2 separate regions of the Homo sapiens genome follow, and region 1 is linked to region 2. A link is an interaction called in ENCODE POLR2A ChIA-PET data of the cell type or tissue named here. Cell type or tissue: HCT116. All regions are shown on one strand. Each heading gives the region's core, and the rest is flanking DNA. Links, peaks and the distances in the headings are about the cores only. Region 1 overlaps PPP3CA (protein phosphatase 3 catalytic subunit alpha). Region 2 overlaps PPP3CA (protein phosphatase 3 catalytic subunit alpha).

The links. ChIA-PET counts read pairs that join two places held together with the same protein. Peaks named below come from ENCODE experiments on the same cell type or tissue, not always from the same donor. Only the 100,000 strongest peaks of a DNase experiment are listed, where the experiment ranks them.
Region 1: POLR2A ChIA-PET joins it to region 2 with 5 read pairs; 1 of 35 experiments calls an interaction of 5 or more read pairs at or near these places.

What each region holds. Positions count from the first base shown.
Region 1 is chr4:101,135,721-101,138,531 of GRCh38, reverse strand. The region is part of intron 2 of PPP3CA (protein phosphatase 3 catalytic subunit alpha); the gene reads left to right. Among named protein-coding and RNA genes, the nearest start is that of MIR8066, 100 kb to the left of the region's middle. In HCT116, for the core only: no CTCF peak of the experiment used is centred there; no DNase peak of the experiment used is centred there; H3K4me3 peaks cover 1,917 bases; H3K27ac peaks cover 2,500 bases.
Region 2 is chr4:101,023,208-101,025,993 of GRCh38, reverse strand. It overlaps PPP3CA (protein phosphatase 3 catalytic subunit alpha), which reads left to right. Exons shown (of 14, transcript NM_000944.5): 14 at 1-2,576. The coding sequence ends at 129. Among named protein-coding and RNA genes, the nearest start is that of LINC01218, 140 kb to the right of the region's middle. In HCT116, for the core only: no CTCF peak of the experiment used is centred there; no DNase peak of the experiment used is centred there; H3K27ac peaks cover 1,248 bases.

The DNA of each region.
Region 1 (2,811 bases), core at 23-2,522, 110 kb before region 2:
ATTCTAAAACCCAAAAAATCCAAAATACAAAACACTTCTGTTCCCAAGCATTTCAGATAAGAGATAATTGACCTGTAATAATAGCTACCATTTATATAAACCTACTATGTTTCAGCTAATGTGCTCGGTGATTAAATATATCACACAATAAACCAATGAATAGATGTCTTATTTCTGTTTTAGAGATGAGAACTCTGATGTTCATTGGAGCTTAGTTACTTACCCAAAAATTATGCACTTAAGGAAAGAAAAGCCAAGATTCAAATCAGTTATGTAAATATCAAAGCTCAAGCCCATAACCATTCCAACCATTTCTCCAAAGGGATTGATGAGACAAGGCTGCAGACGTGAGAGAGAACCAGTTTGTATTGAGAGGACAGAATATGTTATGGTAGTGCCATGATGAGGAATTTAGATTTCTGTCATTTAGGCAAAAGGCAACCATTGCTTATTTCTGCCCAGATGAGTGATATGATAAAAGCAATACTTAAAGATTAGTGAGATCTTGATTTTACAGATATGGAAATACAACTGCTCGCTTGTTAGTGACCTGTTTTATATAATGCAGAATAATAAAGACAAAGTCCTTGCTGGTTTGAATTTTTTATTTTTTTGTGCATGTGTGTGGAAGGTTTTTTTTTTTTTTTGTGGACTGACAGCTGTGAGTTATAATGAGCTTCCCAAATTTATGTGTACCTACTCTCAGCCCATGGAGAGTAGTAAATTGCTCTCTTTCTTATGACACATTTAGATTAGGAGAAAACGTTGAGAGGAGGGAAGCATTGCATTGGCTAGTTAAAACTAATGTAGGATGATGATCCTGTGAAAAGAATAAAATCAGCCACAGTGAAAAGTAAAAATATCCCACAGGCAGACACCTAGACCAGAGAGAGTGGGTGCTCAGCTCTTCCAAAGGACATCAGCCTACCCTTGCTCTGGGAAGCCCTAGCCTTTGGTTTGGTTGGGTAGGGAAGGGATACTGGCATTGAGGTGCTCCACAGAGAAGCTGTGGAAATGACATGATTCCCAATAGCACACCTGGGAGAGCCTGGACAGGTTTATTTGCGTTCTCACACCGAGCATGACACCTGGGAACTGCAAACCATTCCTCAGCCACAGAGACAGCCAGCTTTGTTGTCTCTGTAATTCCTTATTTAAAGTGGTCTTTTAGTTGTATTTCAGGGCATGACTCAGTCAGATTCCCTACTACTCCCCCCATCTTGCCTTTTTAATTGCTTTGGGATGAAATAATCCTAGGTTTGGAAAGTAATTTAGCAATCTTCTACTGTAGATAATATCAGAAAATCCCCACTGTAATATGCCTGGTAACCTGTACTCCATTAAGCAAATACTTGTTGAGCCCTTCTTTTATGTAACTACAGAGGTACATATTTAAATAGACACCTCTCTTACAGTCAAGGAAAATTATACTAATCAAACAACAATATACTTTACAATTCTAAGGTGCACTTTTTTAATATTTTAGCTACTATGAAATTTGCCTGGTTCTCAAGTGGCTGTTGGTCAAACACTAGTCATGATATATTTATAGTTGTCATTGCCCGCTCATGCACGAACTCAGTTATAGCTGTTTATATTGTCTCTTTGAGTTATAAGCATTGTTGGAACCACGTATGTTGAGTTTAATTGCTATTTAATGTCTTCAAGTAACTAAATGTTATTGTTCAAAAACACACAGACAAAAGGCAGTGAGGTGCACATTAGTAATAGAAAAGAAAATATTCATTATTGATTGGATGACTGTCTGCATTTCCCAATTTTCACACAAAACAAAACCCAAATGCTTTGTAGGAAGGACTTGAGAAATAAAGATTACCATAAGCTGATGAAGCCTGTTATATTTTCTTGCCAACATACAAGCAGAAGAGCACATATCATACATCAAACAAGGAAGTCCAGCAACAAAATCCTTGTTATAATACTGGAGTGCTCCTTTAAAAACATTGCTTCATGAACACTTTTTTTTTTTTGAGGCGGAGTCTCGTTCTGTCACCCAGGCTCCAGTGCACTGGCGCGATCTTGGTTCACTGCAACCTCTGCCTCCCGGGTTCAAGCCATTCTCCTGCCTCAGCCTGCCAAGTAGCTGGGACTACAGGCACATGCCACCATGTCCAGCTAATTTTTGTATTTTTAGTAGAGACGGGGTTTCATTATGTTGGCCAGGTTGGTCTCTAACTCCTGACCTCCAGTGATCTACCCACCTCAGCCTCCCAAATTGCTGGGATTACACACCCGGCTGATGAACACATTTGATAGCACAGATGATATTTGGTGTAAAAACATGAATGATACTGATGTGAAAAATGACTGATGAGCCAAAGTCAATGGGAAGAAGATTTGGGAATATATTAATCAATGTTTCACTTATAAAGTATGATAAAGATTCTAAGTGATAGGAAAACATTTTGTTGTTTAAAAATAGATAAACTAATCATATGTCTTATAATCAGTGGTATATTGAAATATGGTAGTGACAGCCACAATGCAATATACTTTTTAATCCTCAGACAGCCCTGCAAGGTGGAATATTATTATTTCAGTTTTACATATGAGAACATTTAAATGAATAGTTCAATATATCATAGCTGATTAGTGCTAGTGCTGCCATTTGAACCAGAGTTCAAGCTGTTTACCCAAAGTAAGTTGCCATGAGTGGAGAGAATAATTAATCAGAAAGAAGAAAATGAAAGTAAAAACAGGAATAGGATAAAATAAAAATAACGACTTGGTGTTTCACACTTTGCTTAAATGTTTCTAGTGTGGGTGAGCTCATTACATCACAGTGCCAGC
Region 2 (2,786 bases), core at 1-2,500:
AATGAGAGGATGCCGCCTCGCAGAGATGCCATGCCCTCTGACGCCAACCTTAACTCCATCAACAAGGCTCTCACCTCAGAGACTAACGGCACGGACAGCAATGGCAGTAATAGCAGCAATATTCAGTGACCACTTCCTGTTCACTTTTTTTTTTTTTTTTTTTTTTTTTTTTTGAGCTGCGGGGCATGATGGGGATTGCTGCATATCAGCAGTTGGATGTTCTTGCCTCTGACAGTAGCTTATTTGCTCTGGGGGCCAGGAATTGGATTCAGTTTACACTATCATTAAAAAAGAGGGAGAGAGATAATAAACTATATTTTGGTGGGGATGGTGATTAAACACCTCTTTTGGGTATGCCTTTTAAAAATGCTTATAGAGAAAAAAAATTTTAAAAAGAAAGCTAATGCTAGTATATACTGCAATGTTAGGGGAATGAACATGTTTTCCTACTGCATTGGGGACTTCTAGATAGGTTAATGAAAGGCCTTTTATTCTGTTACTGGACATGAAAACTTTGTCTAATTTCTTACTCTATTGTACGTTTACAGTCGCAGCACTAAAAATGGATGACATCAAACATTTTTAACAAAATGATGTACAAACTAAGGACTATTTATTGATAATGTTTTGCTACTCTTGTCAGACAATGGCTATAAACTGAATTAGGCAGTCTTAAAAAAAAAAAAAAACAGAAAAAGAAAAAAAAGAACGTTGCAAATTTGTTAAAATGCCAAAAAGGACAGTTTAATTTTGTACAGATTATGCTTACCTCAGGTTTCTTTAGTGTGCTTGAATGCCCTTCTTTCCATATAACACTTATCTTCTTCTTAATTCGGCAATGGAATATCTTTTAAGTTTTAAAAAAACTGGAATAATTATATCTATCTTTTTTGCCGTTTATATTTAGGGGTTTTTGTTGATAAAATCAAGTCTTGGTTGTGGCTTGCTGAATTAAATATTTATGAGTGGTGCATTTTTAAGTATAGTGAACAAGACACCATATTAAGTACAGTGATAAAGCATCTATATTCTGTAAAAAAAAAAAAAATCTGCCTATGCATGTTTTTTAAGAAAAAAAAAATGGCTGTATCGGCCTGTATGGGACTGTAATGCGCTTAGTGGTCTGACATATACTGGAAATGTATGTATACTGGCGTACTTTATATTCTCTAAAATGCTTAATGCCTTTGAAATTTTGTAATCAAAAAAAAGCTTTGAAAAAATCTAAAGGGGAGAGTATTCTTTAAAGTTTTTAACATAAGCTTGTCAATGCACATGTAGATGGTTAGCATGTTTAGCAAACCTTGTGAAATTATAATAAGTTTGTAGTTACATGTGAAACTCTAAATGCATGGCAACTGTTAATGTCATAACAGTTTAGTTATTTTGTTCTGTTCTGTCATGTGCCACAAAATATGTACTTTTTTCACTTTTTTCCCTTTGTATATCAGTTACGGGTTACAACTGGTTCATTCTGAAAACAACAACAACAAAAGTCCATTCATATTTTTTAACAATTGTATAAGTGCCCAAGTAATTCACTACAGCCTAAAGCCTTGCCTTTGTAATTTGACTTCTGACATGTTGGCAATCAAAGCATGCACTTGTAACAATGAAAAAGAAAAAGCATTTTATATTACTACTCAATAAAATGTGCATGAACTTACAGAATTCTCATCCTTCCACTGAGTCCGCTGAAGGGATTTATGTGCACAACCACCATGTGTCTTCTAGGTGCTGGCCCACCACCACACATCACAGGCTGATTTCCACAGGCTTCTTCCTAGGGGCCTCGTGATCTGAGGGGTGGTGCCTACTTCCACTGTAAGAAAGAATCTTGGTGGATTTGTGTCTCAAATCAGATAAGAGAAGCCTGTTTAAAGAGCAGATGCCATCTTCTGGCTTCCTCAAGGAGCCAGTTAAAAAACCAGAGCATTCCTTTTTATTGAAAAATAAAATTAATTTGTTATCAGGTTGTTTCAGTTGTATTGGATGCCCTATCTATCTGCTAAAGCAAAAAGTACTAGGCTACTAAGTGCATTTTCATCACAGAAAAGAGTTGCATTTGTATTAACAAGAAATTTGTATACCCACGCTTCAGCTACTATCTAATCATCACCCGAAGATTTAAGATACACCAAATTTCAGTTTGTTTGTAACATTGTTCATCTTTAGTGCACTTTGTTTTATATAATAAAGTATGCCTGTTATATTAAATAATAAGAATATGGCAATTAGCGATATAGCATACCCAAACAAAGATGTTCTCGATACAGTCTGGCAAAGACTATCCCAAGGTTATTTTAATGAATTCAGACATTTTTTCCTGTGGATATTTCTCCATCCTAAAAAAAGTGGCAACCAAGGAAAATATTTAGATGCAACTTACTAGAGTGATGATGTGAAAGAAATGGTGATTCTGGTATCATGGTGTTTATTTTCTTTCTTATAACTGCAGAGAAAATATCCTGACTAAAAAAAATTCATTTTTTTGGATTCCTTTCTTTTACAAATTGTGCTGAGGCAACTATGGCATAGAAATAAACATTTGACATTAAAATAAGCAGTTGATGTGAGTATTGCTTGGTCTTTCTGATGAGTGGTTAGGAAAGTAATACTGTGTATTTTTCCATAATAGTTTGGTCTCTCAAAAAAAGTTGATAGAGAACTAGTTATTTCTTCAAAAGGGATAACCTTTCTAGACCATCAGTTATTAGGTTTCTCTCCTTCACTTTTGGAGAAACTATAGAAATCTTTAGTTGCTCATGCCAGTGTACCTCTGGTTA